3 separate regions of the Mus musculus genome follow, and all the other regions are linked to region 2. The links are chromatin loops, found by intact Hi-C in ENCODE. Cell type or tissue: heart. All regions are shown on one strand.

Evidence for each region. A loop is a pair of places that touch in the nucleus more often than their neighbours do. Peaks named below come from ENCODE experiments on the same cell type or tissue, not always from the same donor. Only the 100,000 strongest peaks of a DNase experiment are listed, where the experiment ranks them.
Region 1: a loop joins it to region 2, with 5 times the contacts of the local background. A loop is called at or near these places in 7 of 42 quality-filtered maps.
Region 3: a loop joins it to region 2, with 2.8 times the contacts of the local background. A loop is called at or near these places in 19 of 42 quality-filtered maps.

Annotation. Positions count from the first base shown.
Region 1 is chr12:57,227,825-57,235,824 of GRCm38, reverse strand. It overlaps Prps1l3 (phosphoribosyl pyrophosphate synthetase 1-like 3), which reads right to left and starts at 5,413. Exons shown (of 2, transcript NM_001037746.3): 1 at 5,214-5,413. It overlaps Mipol1 (mirror-image polydactyly 1), which reads right to left and starts at 5,400. Exons shown (of 10, transcript NM_001164370.1): 1 at 5,214-5,400. In heart, CTCF peaks have their summits at 2,243 (motif pointing left), 4,567 and 5,122; a DNase peak (open chromatin) is centred at 5,314; H3K4me3 peaks cover 2,150 bases; H3K27ac peaks cover 1,430 bases.
Region 2 is chr12:59,216,234-59,224,233 of GRCm38, reverse strand. It overlaps Fbxo33 (F-box protein 33), which reads left to right and starts at 4,751. Exons shown (of 4, transcript NM_001033156.4): 1 at 4,751-5,374. The coding sequence starts at 4,755. In heart, a CTCF peak has its summit at 4,064; DNase peaks (open chromatin) are centred at 4,423 and 5,403; H3K4me3 peaks cover 3,049 bases; H3K27ac peaks cover 1,957 bases.
Region 3 is chr12:59,055,769-59,063,768 of GRCm38, reverse strand. Trappc6b (trafficking protein particle complex 6B) reads left to right here and starts at 2,297. Exons shown (of 6, transcript NM_030057.3): 1 at 2,297-2,613. The coding sequence starts at 2,533. In heart, CTCF peaks have their summits at 2,751 and 3,753 (motif pointing right); a DNase peak (open chromatin) is centred at 2,318; H3K4me3 peaks cover 1,626 bases; H3K27ac peaks cover 1,417 bases.

The sequences.
Region 1 (8,000 bases), 2.0 Mb after region 2:
GACTTCCTTTTTCCTGCTTGATGTTAGCAACTCTCATACGAAGGTGGCAGTGGTAAGGTTTCTCTTACTTTAAGCACAAGCGCAGGAAAAGAAGACAGACTACATACAGTACAACTAGTTTTAATGAAGGCTTTGTGTGAGTTTGCCTTAAAAAGTTTAAACTAAATATTTATACTTTATAAATATTTATATATTTCAAAGAAAAAAAGTATTCTCCCAAACATGTCTTAGGGCTTTAAATGTGAAAACTTTTTAAATCCATGTCATGGTTTGCATATGCTTGGCCTAGAGTGGCACTATTTGGAGGTTTGGCCTTGTCAGAGTAGGTGTGTCACTGTGGGCGTGGGCTTTTACTAGCCCTAGCGACCTGGGAGCCAGTATTCCACTAGCAGCCCTCAGATGAAGATGTAGAACTTTCAGCTCTGCCTTCATCATGCCTGCCTGGATGCTGCCATGTTCTTGCCTTGATCATAATGGACTGAACCTCTAAACCTGTAAGGCAGCTCCAATTAAATGTTGTCCTAAACAGTCCACAATTTTATTTGTAGAAAACTAACTTCTTACAAAAGGCAAAATGTGTGTGTACAAGAATATAAACTGCAGTGCTGTTTACAATACTAAAAGATTAGCACATTCCAGTGCCCATGTAGAGGATAAAGGACGCCATAATCTCTATGGTAAACAGTAAAAGAATGTTAAAGCACACACACCTTTCAAAACAACAGAGTACAAAAGGGACAATAAAAACATGTAAGTAGTGAGATGACTCACCCAAGACTAAACTATTTAGTTGGGAGCATGAAGCTGATCCACTGAATTTTAAAATATCCAACAGTGGGGCTGGAGAGATGGCTCAACAGTCAAGAGAAAGGGACCAGTACACTTCCCAGCACCCACACGAGAGCTCACAATAGTCTTAACTCCAGTTCCAGTGAAGCCAATGCCCTCCTCTGGCCTCTGCAAACACCAACAAGGCTTGCATGCTACACAGACATCATTTTTAAATGCTTAGCATATATGCAATCATACACGAGAAAACCAAAAGATGGCTAGCATAACTACATCAAAGTAGAAAAAAAGAAGAGGTTGGAAAAGACTTAAGAAACATGATAGCTGTCTGGCACGGTGCCACACACCTTTATTCCCAGCACTTGGGAGGCAGAGGCAAGAAGATCACTGTAGGTTCAAGGCCAATTTGCTCTTCAGAGACAGTTCCTGGGCACTCAGGGATACACAGAGAAATTCTGTTTCAAATAATAAAAAAATAAATAAATAAATAAAAGAAAGAAAAAATACATCAACAAAATATAATATATTACCCAGATTGGTTCCTAGAATACAAAGACTAAAACAGAAAAAAAAAATTAGTTATATCCAGACTACAATTTTATAAAAAGTATTATTCACTGATTACAACAGTGTTTAGTCAATATATTTATAGTTTATATAAGAGTTAGGCCTTCTAGTCAGCCATCACTGGAAAGAGAGGCCCATTGGACACGCAAACTTTATATGCCCCAGTACAGGGAAATGCCAGGGCCAAAAAGTGGGAATGGATGGGTAGGGGAGTGGGGGGGAGGGTATGGGGGACTTCTGGGATGGCATTGGAAATGTAATTGAGGAAAATACGTAATAAAAAAAAATATTTAAAAAAAAAAAAGAGTTAGGCCTTTAATCCCAGCACTTGGGAGGCAGAGGCAGGTGGATTTTTGAGTTCTAGGACAGTGTGGTCTACAAAGTGAGTTCCAGGACAGCCAGGACTATACAGAGAAACCCCGGCTCGAAAAACAAAAAAACAAAAACAAAAACAACAAAAAAAAAAATAGTTAGTTAGTGAAGTACTTTACATTTGTCCATTATAACCATTGAATATTATGTTAACATTAAAAGTATTATCCAGGGAATACAGAATTCTAGAAAGATGTTCTTTGATTTCTGATGAATTACATCCAGAAAAATATATCAAAAAGGCATACAATACACCTAAGCTATCAAATACCAGAGTTGAACACAATGTACCAAAAACCACTAGTTGTTGGTTCTCCTCATACCACCTAGGAACTGCAGCTTGCAGCCACTGCCTAGTGTCATGAATTAGTATCTACCCCAGACTAAATAAAGATTAAAAATACAAATGCGGAGGCTGGCGAGATGGCTCAGGAGTTAAGAGCGCCGACTGCTCTTCCTAAGGTCTCGGCAACCACATGGTGGCTCAAAGCCATCTGTAATGAGATCTGATGCCCTCTTCTGGAGTGTCTGAGGACAGCTACAGTGTAGTTATAAATAAATAAATCTAAAAAAAAAATACAAATGCAAGATAGCACTTCTACTGACTATCAGTTTCTCACCATCCCAAAGGCAAAAAATCTTAATGTGAAAGATTGTAAGTCAGAGACCATATATACTATTTTTTTCAGCTTCTCAACAAGACAAACTATTTTTTTAAAAAAAGAAATGAGACAAGGCTTTAAAACAAAAAGTATCACGAAAGATGAACTGAGTCACTGATAAAAGACGATGTCTGGCTTACAGAAAGATAGATTAATCATAAAGCTGTATACTATGAATAGCATGACCTCAAAAATTAGATATGTACATATACATATGTATGTATGTGTGCATATGTGTGTGTATATATGTATATGTGGATGGCTGGGTGGGTGTGTATCCAGGGAGAAATAGTCTTCATTATTACAAAAGGAGTTTTAACATGTAGCAAATTGTCAGCACTTATTACTACTAAAACACATTAGATATACAAATTGTTATTAGAGATTTGAGCAACAGCATTAATAAGGCACATATAAAACAATCCATCCACTGACAAATCCATATCACTTGTGCAGATATATTTTATAAACAGCTACAAACAGATTAGTAAGAAGTTTTAGTGATTATTCATTTGAATAAGGAATTAAAAAGTCCATGTTTTATATACTTCTTTCTATATGAATTATTTCACAATAAAGATTTTAAAAGTTATTATCAAGTTTTTTTCTATTTTTCAAAGTTCATTCCACAAGATAAAATACAAAGAAGGATTTTGAGCTCTTTGCCTTGTTGCCCTGGATGGCGATGGATGCTGACCCTCCACTATGTTTGTTTTTGGTCATGGTAGTCTTCAAAATCCTCAAGATAAAATACAAAGAAGCCCTGTGGGGTGGTGCCCTCATTTAATCCCAGCACTTGGGAGGCAGAGGCAGGATAATTTCCCTGAGTTCAAGTTCAGCTTGGTCTACATAGCAACTTCTCAAACAGCCAGACTCAAAAGAGAATGTCTTAAGAAAAAGACGGAGACAGATGTTGGTATGTTTAAAGAAGAAACAAGAAGAATATTCAAGATTATAAACTACAGTAAACTGAACCCTGTTATAGTCTAGTTATTTCTAAACTGTACACATATTACACATAATGAAAGCAATCTCAATGTACATACACAAATCTAATGCAGTACTTTAAATTTATACTATATCACATACCTATATATATATTAAAATTAAATTTCAAGACATAATTATACTTCATGAAAATGCAATAAATTGTACACAGGACTTAAGCATGGTTTTGTATGTTTATTAAGCTTTCAAACTTATCACACAAAGATTTTTATTTTATACTGTCTTTGAAGAATAATGTACATGTCCTATTCATATTTGTTTTGCCATTATTACTTTTATCTAGTGAAATAATTCATATTATCTCACTTTTACAAACTTTGCCTCCATTAAATAAATATATTGCTTGGGCTGTAGAGATGGCTCAGTGGTTAAACGCACTGACTCTTCCAGAAGTCCTGAGTTCAATTCCTAACAACTACATGGTAGCTCACAACCATTTGTAATAGGATCTGATGCCCTCTTATGGTGTGTCTAAAGAGAGCAACAGTTTATTCACATACATAAATCTTTAAAGTATATACATATATATATTGCTATATTATTTTCATAGGATTGGATCTAGGTTGGTTTCTTTCAATTTGACAAGACTACCATGACCAAAAACAAACATAGTGGAGGGTCAGCATCCATCGCCATCCAGGGCAACAAGGCAAAGAGCTCAAGGCTGGAACCTGGAAACAGGAACTGAAGCAGAGACCAGGGAGTAACCTTGCTTACTGGCTTGCTCTCCATAGCATGCTTGGTTTGCTTCCTTAACAACTGCGGTCCAACCTGCCTGGGGCTGAAAAAACCCAGTGATCTGGGCCCTCTCATATCAATCATTAATCAAGAAAATGTTCCCAATCTGATGGAGGCAATTCCTCCTTTAACTACCCTCCTCTCAAGTCACTCTAGTTTGAGGCACATTGAGGTACGGGATGATAGCCTATGTAATGATTATGTAACTAACTGTCCTTTGATGTGAGGTTCATTCCAGATGGCAATACGAAACTTTGCAAAGTGAGGTAACTCGTGAGACAGGTTAAAACTGTCCTTCTTTAGCTGTCTACCACCATCGGGAATTAACGGACATCAAAACGCTCAAGGAGCCCTTCCAAAGGCCTATTCTCTTAGAAACCTAGTCTATTCTTCTATCTTGTAGTGTCCAACTTCAAGTACTTCACCAATACCACTGGGTGGTGTCATCCTCCAGTTAGAAAAGCCAGCTCTTGGCCGGGCGATGGTGGCGCACACCTTTAATCCCAGCACTCGGGAGGCAGAGGCAGGCGGATTTCTGAGTTCGAGGCCAGCCTGGTCTACAAAGTGAGCTCCAGGACAGCCAGGGCTATACAAAGAAACCCTGTCTCGAAAAAAAAACCAAAAAGAAAAAGAAAAAAAAGAAAAGCCAAATCTTGAATGTAGTGAAGGCAGAGTTTGCAGCTGCATCTTACTAATGTAGGCGCCGGGCATACTGAACTACACTGGGGTTTTTGCTCGCACTTTGAAGGGTGAGAACTGTGAATCGCTCAAGTGTCCCGCAAAAGCACAGAGTGGATCCGCGGTCCCGCCAGGACTGAAACCCTAACTCGTCAAAGCTTAGAGGAAAAACAGCCCACACTTCCGAGTCATTGTTCGTCCCTTCTTAACTTTTGAAAGACTATGACGCCATGAGGCCGAAACCTGGAGAAGGAGCGGTGTTGTCACCTGAGGACGCCGCGACGCGGGCCACGCAGCGCTCCTGCACCTCCAGGGGCCGCGGCCGGAAGTCCCGGGCGGGCTGCAGGCCACCCTGAGGTTCTCCCCCCTCCCCCAGCCGCTCCCGGTCCACGCCGTTACCTGAGGAGCCGCGGGATCCTTAAGCGCCCACTCCGCTCGCGTAGTTGCCCGGTCCTGTGGCGCCGCCACCGAGGCAGCCAATCGTCGCGCGAAACGCTGCGCGTGCCCCTGAGTAACCAAAAAGAGCAGAGCGGGCGAGAGGAAGCGCGCGAGAGCACGCGGGGACGAGGCTGCGCGCAGCGAGCATGCGCGAGTCCGCTGGCTGCCGCGGGGCGGGGCGGGACGGGGCGGGGCTTCCGGCGAGCTGGAGGGCTCAAGGATGGTTCCGGGCTGCTGGAAAGGAAGGCGACCTCGAGGTCGCGTTCTGTGGGAGGAGCTGACAACCAGTGCGCGCTAACTGGGGAAATGTGTGGTTCTCGGGCTCATCCCATGGAGTATCTTCACTGGGCAGTGGTTTCCTTCTGTGCGCAGTGCTTTGCGGGGACAGAAGGAAAGGTCCTGCGAAGTGAGCCAGAGTGAGACTTAGACATCGGCCAATGGTTTCAGAAAAGCTTTAAGGCTGGTGACATTTTGACTTCAGGACTAGAAAGGGTGTACTCAGAATGTTCAATCGCAGAACTTAAAAGAAAGGGCTGAACGCCAGGGATATTTTTAAAGCGAAGTATAGGAGTAATGTGGAATTCTATTAGATGATATAGCTGATAATATTCGAATATTTTTCTCCTTTTAAAGAAAGAGAAGTAGTGTCCCTATGCTGCCCTATCTAATCTAGAACTCCTGCACCCCACCCTAGCCACTGATGCTCTGGTAATTTAGTGTTGAGCTATTGAAGTCACTCTAACTTATCTATTTATTGAGGGCATACTACATGCCAAGTAGTCTTCTGGATGCTGGGGTAACAGTAATAATAGTAATTTTTTACACCCACAGCAGAAAATTATATTTATTTTCTGAATTAATAGACAAAGTTCGTGAAAGACTTTATTTTGGCTTATAGCAATACGAGATCCGTGTCCACCATGCTAATAAAGGCAGGATGGCAAAGTGGCTAGCCATCCAGTCAAAAAACAAGAGAATAGAAAATGGAGCTGGGCTCTATAACCAAAAAGCAGTGACCCATTTCCTCTAGCAAAGGTTCACCTTTCAGAAGTGCCACATACTCCACAAAGTAGGTGACAGGAGGAATGAAGCATGGAAAAAAAGGATGAGATGACCAGATGGAAATTATTTGGAATAAATAGAGCATAATACTAAAAAGAAAAAGTTTCATTATTTATGTAACTAATGACTAGTACTAGTGACTTGTGACAGATTCAGGCTTTAAATGCATTTTTAAATTTTATTTATTACTTTACATTAGTCGGAGTTGAATCATATTTTTATGTAAACAAACCACCACTAAAAAAATATGATTATGGTGGTACACATCTGTAATTCTGAACCTTTGAAGAGTGAACGTGAATTCCAGGACAGCCTGGGATACATAGCAAAAGTTTCCAAAAAAGAGGCCACACTAACTTCTAAACAATGAGCCCTAGCAGGGCAGTGGTGGCACACACCTTTAATCCAGCACTTGGGAGGCAGAGGCAGGCGGATTTCTGGGCTCAAGGCCAGCCTGGTCTACAAAGTGAGTTCCAGGACAGCCAGGGCTACAGAGAAACTGTCTCAAAAAAACAAAAAAGAAAAAAATGAGCCCCCATAAAATGAAAAATTGTGTACTTTCAGTATACAGTAGTGTTCCAGAGATTAAGATAGCAAGGGAAGATCAAGTAAGAAAAACACTGAAATTCAGCACAGCAGACATAAAATCTTGAAGCTCCATATTCAACAGCTGGAATTCTTTGGACTCCAATAAGCTTGCACAACCCTGTGGGCACTAGCTCTCTTGCCTATAAGTCATGTAGCCTTCCATCCACACCTGCACCTCAGTGGATGTCCCACAGTTGTAGTATCTCCAACATCACCTCCCAAGCGTCATACAAGAGCCTCTCTGGACCTCTTCAGGTGTGAAGGGATTTGTGCAGGCCTGTGCTATAACGTTCCAGAAAGCTGAGGAGACCAGCATCTTTCATGTGGCATCTTTCATGCCTGATAATCAGTGCCACTCAGACAAAGCTGCCAAGTTCTTGGCCATTTTGGAATAGAGGTGCAGTGGCCACTGTGTACTTTTAAGGCTGATCTGAGAAAACATTGTAATGGGTGCTTGTTTTATGCAGAGAGTGGTATTCTCAGTTCACCCTCTCTCCATTCAGATGAATTTGCAAATTCTCAAGTTGGAGCCTTTGATGGTTGGGTCTTACCCACAGGACACCTTTGCTATTGTCCCAGTGCAGAGTAGATTTCTATTTAGTGCCACAGATCTCTTTAATGATCACAGCTGTTTTGTCAGCAGCCATTTCTTGTCTGCAGCTTTAAACTTGCTCACAAAATGGCACATTTTTCATATCTTTATGTTCTGCTTCCTGCTCTTTCTCAGTGTGGACCTGAATAAAAGCAGTGAGAGATCATGTGTAACAGTCATGCAGCACGGTCTTCATGTGTGACTCTTACAGCAGGAGCAAGGACTGTCTCTGCCTACACTGCCAGCCTTTCTGCTAACTGGACTGCCTCATCTACTGGCAATAGAAGATGCGCCTAGTCTTACTGCAACTTGATATGCCAAGGCTTGTCTGTGGGAGGCCTGCCCTCTTCTGAGAAGGGAAGGAGGGAGGGGTGACTGCAGAGGGAGGGGAGAGAAGAGGGAAGAGAATGAGAAGAGAGGAGGGAGGGGAAGCGTCTTCGATATGGGTGGAAATTAAAAAAAAAAAAAAAAAAGCCGGGGCACACCTTTAATCCCAACACTCGGGA
Region 2 (8,000 bases):
AGGGAGGGATCTCACTTTACCTCTGACATACAGTGTCTGTGTCTCATGACAAAAACCACAAACAAAAACAAGATAGCAACAGAGAAAAAGAAGACACCAGTATCTCTAAGCACACTCGTCCACGCCTGGACTTGTACAACCAGCCAAGCCAAATGCTATTTCCTGACGGGGTCAGATTCCACATCGACTCCCTTTCTCCTGAAAAACAATTTGCCTGACGGCGGCGATTAGTGACAAGTCAAAAGCACCCTTAGGTGGCCAGCCTACTCCAAACGTTGGCCACTCGGAGGCGCAAAAGGTCTGCCACTGACCCTTTCTGACCTCCACCGACTGGTTGTGGGCTCTGACCCGCACCTCCTTCCAATGCTCCAGAGTCAGAGAAAGGGGAGTGGACACAGATTGTCCCATTTCTAGAAAAACAGTAGTCACAACAAGAGCGGACACGAGACTAAGACAAAAAAGAAACCAGAAGAATCAGATGGCCTCTCCAAGGCCGGCCGATTGAGACCCTCTGCACGAGGTGGGACTCGAACCCACGATCCCGTGACCAGACGCGAGGCGGGACTCGAACCCACGGTCTCGCAACAAGGTGCGAGGTGGGACTCAAACCCACGATCTCGCAACAAAACGCGAGGTGGGACTCGAACCCACGATCTCGCAACTGGGCACGAGGTGGGACTCTAACCCACGATCTCGCAACCCCAAATGGTCTCTTGGCCTTCAAAGGGGTCCACCAGGCGTCCCTGATCCTCCCCTGTTCCTCCTGGGACGTCTCCCAGGGTGAACGGACGGTGGACACCTGGACACGTCTATCCTTATCCACCCCGCACTCCCTCTCGGAGCGCGGTCTCACTGAGCGTCCGCAAAACTGAAACTGCGATCGCACCAGACTTAGAAACAGAACACAGACATCAGAACACAGACATCAGACCAAAACAGAACAAAGAATCTTACCTCTAAGTGGGTCTAGGACCTCTGGGTGGTCGCGCTGTTTCCCGGCCAATGCACCAAATGAAAGACCCTCGAGGGGAGACCCTCACTCAGACACTCAAGTCCCGGGACAGCCGCGTACCCAAGAAGACACTGAGACCATACATAAAATGTAGAAGGCAAGATTTAATAAAGCAGCGACATGAAAGCACACAGACCAGAGCTCTGGGGTCGAAATAAAGCAGCAACATGAAAGCACAGAGCTCTGGGGTCGAAACTCATACACCTAGCGGCACCTAGTGGTGTAGAGGAGAATCGACGGTCAGCAAAAATTTTTTACAGGCTTATATAGTAAAACTCAAAGGGGGAGAACTGGGCAGGGAAAGTACAAGTTTACATCACTAGGGAGTTCTGCCAAAGGAATCTACGTAACTAAGGAGTCATGTCCTATCAAGGAACCTACGTAACTAAGGAGTACCTGGTTCATTTTGAGGTTGTTCTAGGAGGCCTTTATCTCAAAAATGTTCTTGGAACAGTTTTTAGTTGGGAGGGTTCGAACTTTAGGGTGAGGAGTTTTGGGGTGAAAAGTTTAGGAGTGTTACAATCTCTAGATGGGAGGGGGTGGGCTCCGAGGTAAAAAATTCATGTTTTCACAAGAGGCCAGTAATTTTCTATTCTTCAACAGAATAATGCAAACTAATAACTGTAGATGCAATGATGGAAAAGAAAGTTACTACCATTTGAACACTGATTTAGGCAAGAATCATGAATTGTTGTCAGACCTACTAAGTGTATGGCTAGAGGAAGAGGAGGACATTTAAGGAAAAAAGCAAAAATACTTCCCAGATTATTTAATGGAGGAAAATAAACTTTTAAATTACATAAAGAAATGCAAGTGTGGCCCTTAATTGGATCCTGGTTTGTACAAAGCATCTATAAAACCTATTTTGGGAAATAATTTAATTTAAATATGGAATGTTAGTAAATATTCAAATATTTTTGCCACCTGTGATGTAATTTGTTTTTATAGAGGTTGTATTAGTCAGAGTTCTCTAGAGTCACAGACCTTATATATATTCCATATATATGGAATTTATTGGGAAGACTTACAGACTACAGTGTAGCTAATCCAACAATGGCTAGCTGTGAATGGGAAGTCCAAGAATTTAGTAGCTGTTCAGTCCCACAAGGCTGGAAGTGTCTCAACTGGGTGTCTGTATATTCTGGAATTCCAAAGTAGGCTCCAAAGCCAGGGAAAAAATGAATGCGCTACAAGAGAAAGCACTCAGGCAAAGAGCAGAACCTTTCTTCTTCCAATCTTCCAAGTTATATAGACTTTCTTTCTTTTTTTTTTTTTTTTTTTAGTTTGGTTTTTCGAGACAGGGTTTCTCTGTGTAGCCCTGGCTGTCCTGGAACTCACTCTGTAGACCAGGCTGGCCTTGAACTCAGAAATCCACCTACCAAGTGCTACCTAGCCTTCCAAGTGCTAGGATTAAAGGTGTGTGCCACCACTGCCTGGCTAAAGATTGAGTTATTTATTTACCTCATGTATGTAAGTACACTGCAGCTATCTTCACACACACCAGAAAAGGGCATCGGATCCCATTACAGATGGTTGGGAACTACCATGTGGTTGCTGGGAATTGAACTCAGGTCGTCTGGAAGAGCAGGCAGTGCTCTTAACCATCTCTCCAGCCCCACATGTAGACTTCCAACAGAAGATGTGGCCCAGGTTAAAGGTGTGTCTTCCTGTCTCAAGATCCAAATCAGGCTTGTCTTTCACCTCAAAGGTCCCAACTAGAAGTAAATCTACCCACTTCAAACCAAGCAGAATATCTTTCACAAGTTTGCCCTCCATTTCTGGATTGTACTTCATTCCAGATATAGTCACACTGGCATCCAAGAATAGCCATAACAGAGGTGTAAACTAAAGTGGAGCTCCAGAAGTCTACGGCTCTCTTCAAAATACTTAAATGACTTTGAAACTGAAGTCCAAATCCAAGTCTTAATTCCCTGATTTACTGTTACCACTTAATGTTCATTGAATGCTTATAAAACGGTAATTACATAGAATTTTACAGACAAGGGTTCAAAGAAATGACCTACCTGGAATACATTTTTTATTCAAAGTACCAACTGAGCTGATGTAAATTTAGAGGTAAAAGAATACTATTATTGAGCCGGGCGTGGTGGCACATGCCTTTAATCCCAGTACTCGGGAAGCAGACGCAGGCGGATTTCCAAGTTCGAGGCCAGCCTGGTCTACAAAGTGAGTTCCAGGACAGCCAGAGCTATACAGAGAAACCCTGTCTCAAAAAACAAAAAACAAAAACCAAAAACAAAAACAAAAAAATACTATTATTGGTAGTTTACTAGGTTCGTGACACCAAACTGTATAAAAGAAATGTGACAGAAGGTCTGCTGTTACATCACAGAGCTAAAGATATCTAGACTAGCTAGTTTCTTAGTGTGGTTTGAAGCAGCAGACATAAAATTTCTTAACCACGCCGGGCGTGGTGGCACACGCCTTTAATCCCAGCACTCGGGAGGCAGAGGCAGGCAGATTTCTGAGTTCGAGGCCAGCCTGGTCTACAAAGTGAGTTCCAGGACAGCCAGGGCTACACAGAGAAACTGTCTCGAAAAACGAAAAGAAAAAAAAAATCTCTTAACCCTTTAGATATCGCTGCTTCCTACAATTTGACTGAGATACTTCGCATGCTGAGAACGTGAAGGGCTGTTTTTAAAATCCCTTTCTTTGGGGGCACCAAACTAAAGAAAAGCTCTCCTCTCCAACTTATTTGTAGGAGTATCAGAGACTATCAAAATAGCTACTTTATTTCATCCATGTTACTTTTGTATACAGGGGTGTGTTGTTACAGAAGTACAGTGGTACACTGAAGAGGTATCCACAGCTCTCTTCACAAACACTTCAATGACTTTAAGAAACTGAAAATTAAAACCTGTCTTAACTTCCTAATTTGATGTTACCACTAAGTGATCGTTAGCTATTAATAAAACATACTAATTATACAGAACTTTTGCAGACAAGGGTTCAGAGAGCATTTAAGTCTGGGTACCAGCCCTCAAGATGAAAATCGTTAGCCATTTTTTTCCTGCCCCTCTAAAGACGAAAGGTGGCGCTGCCGTCACTGGTTCAGCAATGGGGCGTGTGCGGCCTCCGCACGTCGGAAGAGGAAGGTCCGCGTGCCGCCACGATCCGCCTTTCCTGGGAAGCCGATTTTGTCCTGCTCTGAACAAGATGTAAAAAGAAGCCGGCGTGCGAGCCCTCGGGCGCCGCGACCTCAGCCCAGCGAATGAGAAAGCGTCGGGACTTAGCGCAGCACGCCGGGGTTCCGCCTCGAGCACGCTGCAAGGGCCAGACCTACCCGGCGAGGGACGCCCAGAGTGGCCCCGCCCCCACGCCTCTAGCCCCGCCCCGGGTCGCTGACGTCAACGGTCACGTGCCGCGCGATCCAGGCAACCAGGAGCTCCCCCGGTTCCGGAAGTCTCGCAAAGCCGCGCCAGGCTCCGCCCGTCGCCGTGACGTCACTCTCAGTCCCTACCACTACCGAGCCTCCGCGTCCGGGTACCGGGAGAACCACGGTTTCCTCGGAAGCAGCGCGGTCGCCTCCGCATCCCTGGTCCGTTCGAGAGAGGATTTCGAGGTCGTTGCCCGGGCCGGCCGGGGAGCACTTGCTTGCGGTACGGAAAGTCAGCGGCGTGCAGGCCTCCCCGCGCCAGCTTTTCCCCCCTCTCAGCCGGTCCGAGTGCACTTGGTTCCGCCGAGGCGCACGACGGTTCCGCCCCCTTCTTCCTTGTCATTGATGTTGTTGTTCTTGTCAGTGCCGCAACCCCGACCGCCGGGAGCGCGAACCCGAGCCGGGGCCGCCCGGTTGGTGCGGTGGCGGCGGCGGCAGCGGCTGCGGCTGCTGCAGCTGCGCCGGCTGCGGGGGCTGCTGCGAGGACTGCGCAGGCGGCCGGGGACGGGCGGCCGGCGGCCGAGCCGGATGGCTCTGTGCGGGCAGGCGGCCGGCGCCGCGTCGCTGCCCAGCGAGCTCATCGTGCACATCTTCTCCTTTCTGCCGGCGCCCGACCGGCTGCGGGCCTCGGCCTCCTGCTCGCACTGGCGGGAGTGCCTCTTCTACCCAGCGCTGTGGCCCCAGCTCCGCATCTGCCTCCGCGTCTCGCCCGCGGAGCAGCCGCGGCTAGAGTTCCTCATGCGCAAGTGCGGCTGGTTCGTGCGGGAGCTGCGGGTTGAGTTCGCCGCGGAGAATTATCTGAGCGGAGGCGGCGGCCCGGGCGACGGCGGTAGCGGCGGCGGCACCGACACGGGCACCGGAGGGGAAGACGGGGAGGCCCTGCAGCTCTCCTCCCGCTGGCTGGAAGTACTGCGCATCTACTTGGAGCTGGTGTTGTGCGTGCTGCTCAGCATCCGGAACAACAGGTAGGCTTGCGTGGGGACCGAGAGGGTCTGGCCTTCCGCTGGCCTTGGGAAAGATCCCGTGGGGTGTGCCGGCCGGCCTCAGGATGGCCTTGTGTAGGTGCAGCTATCCGTTCCTGACCAGACTATTTCCGGAGACAGAAGAGGTGATAACGGGACTCCTGGAGCGTCTCAGGCATGCTTTCATTCATCCGTTCTTGTCCATGGGCTAGAGCTGCTGGGCAATGCCATTATCTTATGCGTGGGAAAGTTGTGAGTTAAGGGTGAGGCCTGTACAAAAAAATAAGGTGGTTTTCTGATTCTGAATTTGACCATTGGTGATGGGTAATTAATTCATAGTGACGAGGTGAGTAAGTTTCCTTGCTGATGTCCATGATTACAAGAATTAACCTATAAGAATTCTTTAACAGTCCTTTTCTTACCTGAAATAGTTTTACTAGCCTGGGCCATGTCCAAAGACTGGGAGGAGTGCTAGTTAAAATCATTAGGGGAGGAAAATTGTCAGACTTGAAGCCGCATCCCATACACCATCAGGCTGGACTTACTCCCAGTGATTCACACAAAAGTAACGCTACCTAACTTGGGGTGGGATAAAGGAGCTGGGCATACTGTGGGGGTTAAGTATGAGACTCATTGTGCATCAGGACTTTAGTGTAATTCCACCTAGAGCTCATGGCCCATATTCGGACTCCAGCACAGAGTCCCTATGAAAGTCTAGTGCCTGCCAAACCATATTTATATTTTCTTTATCTGGATATTCATTCCAAACTTACAATGTCACTCTTAATTTGGAAGAAAAATAATTGCAGCAGTTTACAAATAATTATTAGTGATTGGACATTCCAACACTGCTAGGGTCAGGGCAGAAAATATTGTACTGTAGAGAGCAGAACTGGGTGCTTACTAGGTCAAGTGATGTACATGCTGTTGTGTGGCAGTTTTCCTCTAAGCAGTGTCCTTCCTTCCACAATCTATATCCCACCATCTTTATGTTAAATAGAGTTGAGAATAGATTGTGATTAATACTAAGTCATATGTGTCATACATATTTTCGTGATCTATAATTAAATCAAGAGTTTAAGCAGGGTGGTGGCAGCACACGCCTTTAAAGCTAGAGCTTGGGAGGCAAAGGCAGGAGGATCTCTGCCTTTGAGGACAACCTGGACTACAGAGTGAGTTCCAGGAAAGCCAGGGTTTCACAGAGAAACCCTGCTTCAAATAGGTTAAACTGTAAGTATTCTAGCCTCATTGTGTATGGAAGCCAGGCATGATACAGATCTGGAATCCCGGGACCTGGGAGCTAGAGGCAGGGAGCTTAAGTGAGTTCAAGGTCATCATCTTGTGCAGAGCAAGTTCAAGGCCAGCATGTGCTTTGTGAACTCCTGCCTCAAGAAACAAAACAAGACCTGGTGTGGTGGTGCACGTCTTTAATCCCAGAACTTGGGAGGCAGAGGCAGGTGAATTTCTGAGTTCGAGGCCAGCCTGGTCTACAGAGTTAGTGAGTTCTAGGACAGCCAGGGCCACACAGAGAAACCCTGTCTTAAAAAATCAAAAAAAAAGAAAAAAAATTATTTATGGGAACAAGGCTCCATTTTTTCCAGTGCCCTGTTTCCTAAGCTTTCACGTGAACCCATTCCACTTCCTTGCTTTGATTTTATCTGTTAAGATAACCAAAGCTAAAATTTTTCTTAATCAGGTTCGGGGCTTTCTCAAAGTTGAGCATAGCTAGAGACCAGCTGATTTGTTCTGTAATCAACCAGCCCTGAAAAAAAAAAAAAAAAAAAGTCGGGAGGGAGGGCATAGTGCCTTTGATTCAAGTAAGAACTTCTCAGTGCCTAGTTCTTTTTGGTATTTTAATCATCTATGGATGGATCTATAGCATATATACACAACAGTACTGTACCACATTTTGTCTTTAATTCTTTTTCTTTCATCCTTACCATTTAAGTTTCTATCCTAATGTAACTTGTTTGTGAAACCCTGTGTGTCTGCCCTTCTGAGTCTGCTTTCACTTCTGCTCACAGCTGTTGGTTGTCCACGAGAGAGTACACTGTGGTGCCTAGTAGCGTGTTCACTATGGACATTCGTATTTGTACTGATGTTGTCTCTTTTTAAATTAAATCATATTGGACTGGGGTGTGGCTTAGTTGATAGGTGCTTTTAACTATTAGTGACACTTGTGACTCTGTGATTAAAAACTACAACCCTAAAACAGTGTATTAACAATGTCACTTAGAAGTTTTTTTGTTGTTTTTCTAGTGTTGAAGTACAAGTGTGTTCAACCACTGCCAGTTTAAGTGCTGCTGGGAACTGAACCGAGTGCTTCCTGTACGCCAAAAACTTAATAACTAATAAGAAGTGTAAACATACATTCTTTTCATTTATAATGCTCTTGCTTTATGATTTCTGCCATTTTTTAAGCAGAAGTGTATCAGCCATTCCGCTTCCGGGCTTTGTGCTGAATTGCCTTACTCAATGCATAGTCATGCCCCACAGGAAAAGAGCTATGCTAACCTAGAGTTGTAGGGTATAATCAGTGGTACTGATCTTCTGAGAGAATAACAGTTGGCTTGTTTTGATTTGTCAGAGTGATTATGGCTGCCATACTGGTATTGAATGTGTTAAGAAC
Region 3 (8,000 bases), 160 kb after region 2:
GGTGTAAGCCACATTTAGAGTGGATCTTCCCCACCTCAGTTTTCCCAATCTGGAAACCCACAGACAAATCCAGAGGTTTGTCCACTGAGTGATTTTAGATTCTGTCAAACTGATATTAACCATGACACTTACTATTATAATTATAGAACTGTCACTTAAAAGTTCCTTTGAAATAATGTAACATTAGGTTATTGTAACCAATTTGAGAAAACTAATGTTAGTAGGGGAGACAGGGAAAGAATTGGAAGAAATACCTATTTCATGAATTACTGAGAAAAGAACTAACTAATCACATAGCTGGCAGAGTAGTGACCCTTGTAGTACTAAGAGTCCAAAGCAGAAGGAACAGTAGAAGCCCTGAGTATAACACCAATGTAAGATGGACCTCAGAACCAAAACCAACCAACCAGCCAAACACAACCAGACTAATCTGTTTCAGCAACATCAACATATTTGCTTCGCATGTTGGATGCCCCATGTCCACACAAAAGTAAAGGACAACGCAGTGGTGTACATCTGTAATTCTAGAATTTAGGAGTTGGACGTAGAGGGGTCAGGAATTCAGGACCAGCCCTGATACAGGGCGTGTTATAACGAAGCATGCGTATTTGTACTTGTAGGCATTGTTCTAGCACAGACTCTTGTGTACATCATTTCAGTGACACCTGTAAAATCTTCAGTCTTGGGGGCTGGAGAGATGGCTCAGTGGGTAAGAGCACCGACTGGTCTTCCAAAGGTCCTGAGTTCAAATCCCAGCAACCAGCTGGGCGTGATGGCGACGCCTTTAATCCCAGCACTTGGGAGGCAGAGGCAGGCGGATTTTTGAGTTCGAGGCCAGCCTGGTCTACAGAGTGAGTTCCAGAGAAACCCTGTCATGAAAAACAAACAAACAAACAAACAAACAAACAAAAAAAAAATCCCAGCAACTACATGGTGGCTCACAACCATCTGTATTGAGATCTGACACCATTTTCTGGTACGTCTGAAGACAGCTACAGTGTACTTATATATAATAATAATTTATTATAAACCTTCTTAAAAAAATCTTCAGCCTTTTTTTTTTTCCTGCTTTATTGAGACAGGGTTTCTTTGTGTACCTCTGTCTGTCAAGAAACTAATCCCAGCACTCGGGAAGTAGAGGCAGGCAGATTTCTGAGTTTGAGGCCAGCCTGGTCTACAGAGTGAGTTCCAGACAGCCAGGGCTATACAGAGAAACCCTGTCTCGAAAAACCAAGAAAAGAAAAGAAAAGAAAAGAAACAAAACAAAACTAGCTCTGGCCCGGTGGTGGTGGCACATGCCTTTAATCCCAGCAGTTGGGAGGCAGAGTCAGGTGGTATTTCTGAGTTTGAAGCCAGCCTAGTCTACCGAGTGAGTTCCAGGACAGCCAGGGCTATATAGAGAAACCCCATCTTGAACCAAACCAAACCAAACCAAAACACAAAAAAACAAAAAAACAAAAAAGAAACTAGCTCTGTACACCAGGCTAGCCTCAAACTTAAGAGATCCACTTGCCTCTGCCAGCACTTTTTACCTGGTCCTCATAATGACTATATTTTCCTATTTAAGTGTGTCTTGTGGGTTTATGTTCTTATACCACTACTAATTGTCCCTTAAATCCATTTCCCAAGAATCCTCAAAGGCAAGATGGCTTTTTAGGCTTTTTTTGTTTTTGTTTTTTGGTAAACTTCGTTTAATCCACCGTATTCTGATCTGCTATTTGTAGTCTGAAGAGGGTTTAGAAGCCGGTGTGATGGTGCGAGCCTTTAATTCCTGCACATGAGAAGCTGAAGGAGCTCAAAGTTTGAGGTTAGATTGAGCTAGGCTGGCCTCGAACTCAGAGATCTGCCTGCCTCTGCATCCTGAGGCCTGGGACTAAAGGCTTGTGCTACTACCAACCACCTGGCCAAAAATTAAAAAATAAAAAAAGAATATATATATATATGTTATATATATATATATAATGTTATATATAATATATACAACATCTATTATATAACATATAACGTATTGCATATATAATATATTATGTGTAATATATATATTTGACAGAGGCTTCTTTTTATAATTTATGCTGGTCTCCAACTTAAGGCAATCCTCCTGCTACATCTCCCAGGACGCTAGGATTATATATATGAACCACCACGCCAGACTTTCAAGTCAGACCCTTGGTTCTTTACCCTTTAGCCCTATGCCCCTGACCCTGCCTCATCTGGGAGAGCCTGGACCAGGCCGCAGCAGCTAATCACCAGCCCACCCACCGTAGAGCAGGACGCCGGAAGTTGCTCAGCCCAGCCCGGAAGTGGCTCAGGCTCCACGCCCAGCGCTATAGTCTTGGCAGAGTGTGGGGCTGTCACAGGGTCTCTAGGGCCCAGTGGCGGCGGCCCCGGGGAGGGGCGCGGTCCACGGCGGCCTTCCGCGGCCTTAGGACCCGGGTAGGCCGCTGAGCACGGCGTGCGGTGGGCGCGGGGTAACGGGAACCTCGAGTCCCGCACTGATCGGAGCCGACTCGGCGCTGGAGGGATCGGCGGGAAATGGCGGACGAGGCGTTGTTTTTGCTTCTCCATAACGAGATGGTGTCCGGAGTGTACAAGTCCGCCGAGCAGGGGGAAGTGGTGAGTGCCGCCACGCACCCTGGGGTCCTGCGGTGACACTTGCCTCCATTCCTCTCCCGCCCTGCTGACGTAGACGCCCGGTAGCTTAGACCGAGCTGGTCCACCTAGAGGCATCCCACAGAATATAATCTGTCTGTCGGCTGCCTCCTCCGAGATGGGATCTCTCATCCATCTCCTTTTTTGTCTTCTGTGTGGTGTGTTCGTGCCCGTATGTTCCTTTGAGTGCGTGCTACAGGACTTTATTCTTGACCTTGATAAGATTTACCTAGAGTCTAACTGCAGAGCTGATTGTGACTTTCCTGCTTAATTTTCCAACAGTTTTAGAGGCCAGCTAGCCACTGTCCCAGCGAGACTATACCTTTCTCATCTCTTGATTCAGGATACCACTGCACACAACTCCAAGGCCACAGCCTGATGAACCGTGGAGTTAAAGCAAGGAAACTTTGCGAGATTTTCAGCAGTAATTATGAAACCACTTAAATTAATTACTTAAAAATACTTAAGTGTTCATTATGTCAGAACTGGTTTTAGGAGTTTGGTGTTAATGTTGAGTGCCACAGTAAGTAACCCCATCCTTTTGGAGGTTACATCGAGTGTGAGAGTTCTTAGTCTCTCGCGATTCTTCTGGAAAACAGTAAGCATGCCTAGTGCTTTACATCTGCTTTCTGTATATGGGTATTTTGCCAGCATGTCTATCTGTGCATCCTGCATGCCAAATGCCAACAGAGGCCAGAGGAGGGCTTCATAGTTAGTCCCTGGAACTGGAAGTACAGAGAGTTGTGAGCTGCCATTGTGGGCACTGGGAGTTGAACCCAGGTCTTCAGGAAGAGCAGCCAGTACTTGTAATTGCTGAGCCATCTCTTCAGCCTGCTTAAATTCTATTCCAAATTACACCCATCTACAATAGAACCCTTCCCCCACTCCCCGTTACAGCATCTTCACTGTGTTATCATTGGTAGTTGCCTAAAGCTGCCTTTAACATTTAGTCTCTCCCCAACACAAAACAACTAGTAATATATTCCTTCATCTTTTATCATGAAATCTCAGCCATTATTTTAATCTTCCTACCTTTTATTGACTTCTTTTTAAAACAGTTTACTTATTTTATTTATGAGTATATAAATATAGCTGTCTCAGACACACCAGTAGAGGGCATCTGATCCCATTACAAATGGTTGTGAGCCACCATGTGGTTGCTGGGAATTGAACTCAGGACCACTGAAAGAGCAGTCAGTGCTCTTAACTGCTAAGCCATCTCTCCAGGCCCCTTTTATTGACTTTTAAGTGGGTTAGCCCAAAATAAGGTTCTACCCACAACAAATCCTTTTAAAAATTAAGAAAAAGAAAATACCCAAAGGTTGTGAATGGCTTACCTATTGAAATGTATTTCTAGTTGGGAGGGGAAAACTGAATAGAGAGCAAAGATTATGATTATTACTGAGAGAGGGTTTCATCCTGTATGCCTGGCTGGCTTTAACTCCTTATGTTGGCCAGGCTCACCTTGATCTCACAGAGATCTGCCTGTCTCAGGAGTGCTGGGATTAAAGGCGAGCACCACCATAACACCTGGAATTAGAAAGAAACTTAAAGTTACCTTCTGAGGTGACTTTCCTATTCCAGTGGTCTCTGTGACTTCCACTGCAGCATTCCATGGCCGGACCCAGAGGTGCTGACGGTGATGGTGCAGCTCATCACCCTCATCTTCAGAGATCTCCAAGGAGACCTGAGACTCAGGCTCGGCTGTATGAGCAAGTATGCAGATAGAGCAGACAGCATGCTGTTATTGCCTTTGATGAATACATGGAACTCCATCAGATGATGCGGAAAACATTCTCAGAGTGAAAAACACAGCAAGGTCTCATCATACTCAAAATATCCATCTGCTACAAAGTGTTTCCAGGTAGAAATGGTCAAGGAAACCAGTGGGTGAGAAGGCGATACAGTGTTTTTAAAGGCATCTTATCTATTGGGGGCACAGTCAGAAACACCTGTTTCTACATACTGTTTTGGTCCTTATATTATTATCAGGTGACAGTAAATTCTGTGATTCTGTTTTTGTTACCTTTTCTTTAACTTAAAACAAACCTTTAAAAAAATGTTATTTTGGGGCTGGAGGGATGTTTTGTTCCTGGTCCTTGAGCAGGGCAGAAAGGTGGAGGTGAAAGAACTTGTCAGTTGTCTACTTCTGTCACTTGAGTTCCAGGGATCAAGGGCAGGTTTTAGTCTCGGTAACAAAGAATTCAGCACCTTTATCCAGTGAGCCATCTCACTGACTTTTTTCTTCTTCTAATTAAAGTTGTTTTTTTTTTAATATGCATGGATGTTTAACTTGTGTGTGTGTATGCATGTGTGTGTGTTTGTATGTCTATGCATCATATCTATGCCTGAGGAGGCTAGAAGAAGGCATCAGATCCCCCAGAACTGAAATCACGGATGATGGTGAGTTGCCATGTCGGTGCTAGGGATTGAACCCAGATCCTCTGGAAGAGCAGCCAGAGCTCTTAAAGGCTGACTCATGTGTCTTAGTTCCCTGCTGTTGTTTTAAGCTTGGGGTAGATATATGAGAAAAACACCTTGATGGGCAAGCTGTGTCAGCTGCTGCCAGGAGAAGGGAACTGAAAAAACGAGAAGGGGGGGAAGGGAAGGGAGAGGAAAGAAAGAGGGCAGGGGCTTCAGAAAATCGTGAAAAAGCCCAGAGTACCTGGGAAAGCCAGTAACTAAGAAATAGATAAGTAAAAGAGGGCTGGTGAGATGGCTCAGAGGTTAAGAGCACCGACTGCTCTTCCAAAGGTCCTGAGTTCAAACCCCAGCAACCACATGGTGGCTCACAACCATCCGTAACAAAAAATCTGATGCCCTTTTCTGGAGTGTCTGAAAACAGCTACAGTGTACGCACATATAATAAATAAATAAATAAATAATCTTTAAAAAAAAAAAAAGTAAAAGAAAAGCTTTCAGTAACTTAGAAAAGGGGCTGGCTGACGGGCAGAAGCTCCACAGTGCTACACGACAGAAGCATGAGCCTACCTCATTTTCAAAACATACGCTTTAGAACTTTTGCTTATTTATCTTCTGTGTATGGGTTTTTTGGTTGTTTGGTTGGATTTTGTTTTTTCTCCCCTGCTTGTATGTGCACCATATGCATGCCTTGTGCCTGAGAAGGCCAGAAGATGTCATCAGATCCCCTGGGACTGGAGTTACATGTTGTTGTGAGCCATTATGTGGTAGCTGGCAATTTAACCAAGGTCCTCTGGAAGGGCAGTCAGTAGATTTAACTGCTGAGCCATTTCTCTTATGTGTGTGTGTGTGTGTGTGTGTGTGTGTCTGTGTGTGTGAGAGAGAGAGAGATATGTTTTATATATAACATACATTTGACAGGGTTATATGTCATTCTAAAAATATTTGTTATTTGTGGGTATGCACCCCCCCCCCCCCCGTTCTATGACACACATGTCAAATGGCAGCTTTCAGGAATTGGTTCTCTCCACCCCATGGGTCCTGGGAATTAAACTCAGGTTTGTTAGGATTGGCTGTAATCAGCCTTTACCGGCTGTCCTAATTAATTCTAGACACAACCTAGAGTTATCTGAGTTTCAAGCCTGTATTGAAGAATTGCCTGTATTAGACTGGGCTGTGGATATGTATGTATGTATGTATTAGTTTTTTGAGACAGGGTTTCTCTGTGTAGCCCTGGCTGTTCTGGAACTCACTCTGTAGACCACATTGGCCTCGAACTCAGAAATTCACCCGCCTCTGTCGCCCAAGTGCTGGGATTAAAGGCATGAGCCACCACTGCCAGGCTTGGAATTTAGTTGATGCAGGAGAGCCCAGTCCACTGTGGGTGGCACCATCCCTACTGAGGTAGTCCTGGGCTGTATAAGAAAGCTAGCTAGCCTGTGAGTGAGCAAGCTGGACACTAATTCTTCCATGGCTCCTTTGTTGAGTCCCAGCCTTGCTGTCCCCATGGTGAGCTGTGCCCTGGAAGTGAATGAAGGGATCCCTTTCCCGCTCTACGTTCCTTTTGGGCATGGGTGATAAATCATAGGATTGGAGTTTTATATAAACCTGTGTTTCCTGATAATAAATGTGTTCCTGGATGATTCTACAATAGATTGTTTCTCCTGCTCTCAGTATTCTTTAGTCGCCTGTAGTTCTTTGTCTAGGGTTGAGGCCTTGTGAGCTTTCCCTTTTCCACATTAGCATGTCTACTGGTGTCATCCTTATTCGGGTCATATTTAGGCAGCCATGTTGGGGAGACTTCACGGGTGTAGCTTCTGACATTTCTAGGAAACACAATCTCACAGCTAACTTCCTGTTGGTCTGGCTTTTAAAATCTTTCTTTCCCACCTTCATCTTTTCTCTGAGTCTCAGGTGCAGGAGTTGTGTTGTAGCTGTATCAGTTGGGACTGGGCTCTACCACTCTGCATTTTGAACTGTTGTGTTTTTCTGTGATGATCTTAGTCTGTTGCAAAGTTTCCTTGATGAGGGGCGAGAACTCCACTCCATATCTAAAGACTTGGAGCTAGCAAGCAGCCTTAGATGAGAAGGAATATGTGCTGTTTGTCTTTCTGGCTTGTTACTGTCCTTTGGGAGACTCTTGCCAGGTGAAGTTGATGTGGCATTTCTTAGGCTCTTTCTGCTTCCTCTTCTGCAATCATTCCTCACTCTTAAAGCGGGAGGGTATCTGGTATAGATGTCCTGTGTGGTGCTCAGTGATATGCAGTCTCTTAGTCTCCTCCTGGTGCCCAGAGTGAGTCTCTGTGTTAATCACCCTCTCTACAAACAGGAACCTTTCTGTTGAGGGTTTGCGAGATGCCTTCATTTATGGATATAAACATGATGAAAGACCGCCGTTTCTGGGGAGACTCTCGCTCATGTCCCGGGATGAGCCGACGCCCCAATAACTCGAGAGAAACCGCAATATCGCATGAGGTTTATTCGGATATCAGCCTGCTGAGGCCGAGCTCGTAACCCACTCAGGGGCAGAGGACATCGACCCCCAGCAGTTGCAATCGAGGGTTTTTAAAGAATAAACTGCAGCTGGGCGTGGTGGCGCATGCCTTTGATCCCAGCACTTGGGAGGCAGAGGCAGGCGGATTTCTGAGTTCGAGGCCAGCCTGGTCTACAGAGTGAGTTCCAGGACAGCCAGGACTACACAAAGAAACCCTGTCTCAAAGCGCCTATCCCCCCCCCCCCCCAAAAAAATGGGGAAGCTGAGTAAACATCATAAGAATGGGGGTGGTGAATTACAGCTCATCTCTCAGGCTGAAGGCCAAAGAACTCCATGCTGGGCTTCATTTCTAGGGGTCTAAGAAACACATTGAGTTGGGGTCTTACAATGACTCATTAGGAATTGGTTTAATACTATGCCCATTTAGCAGATCAAG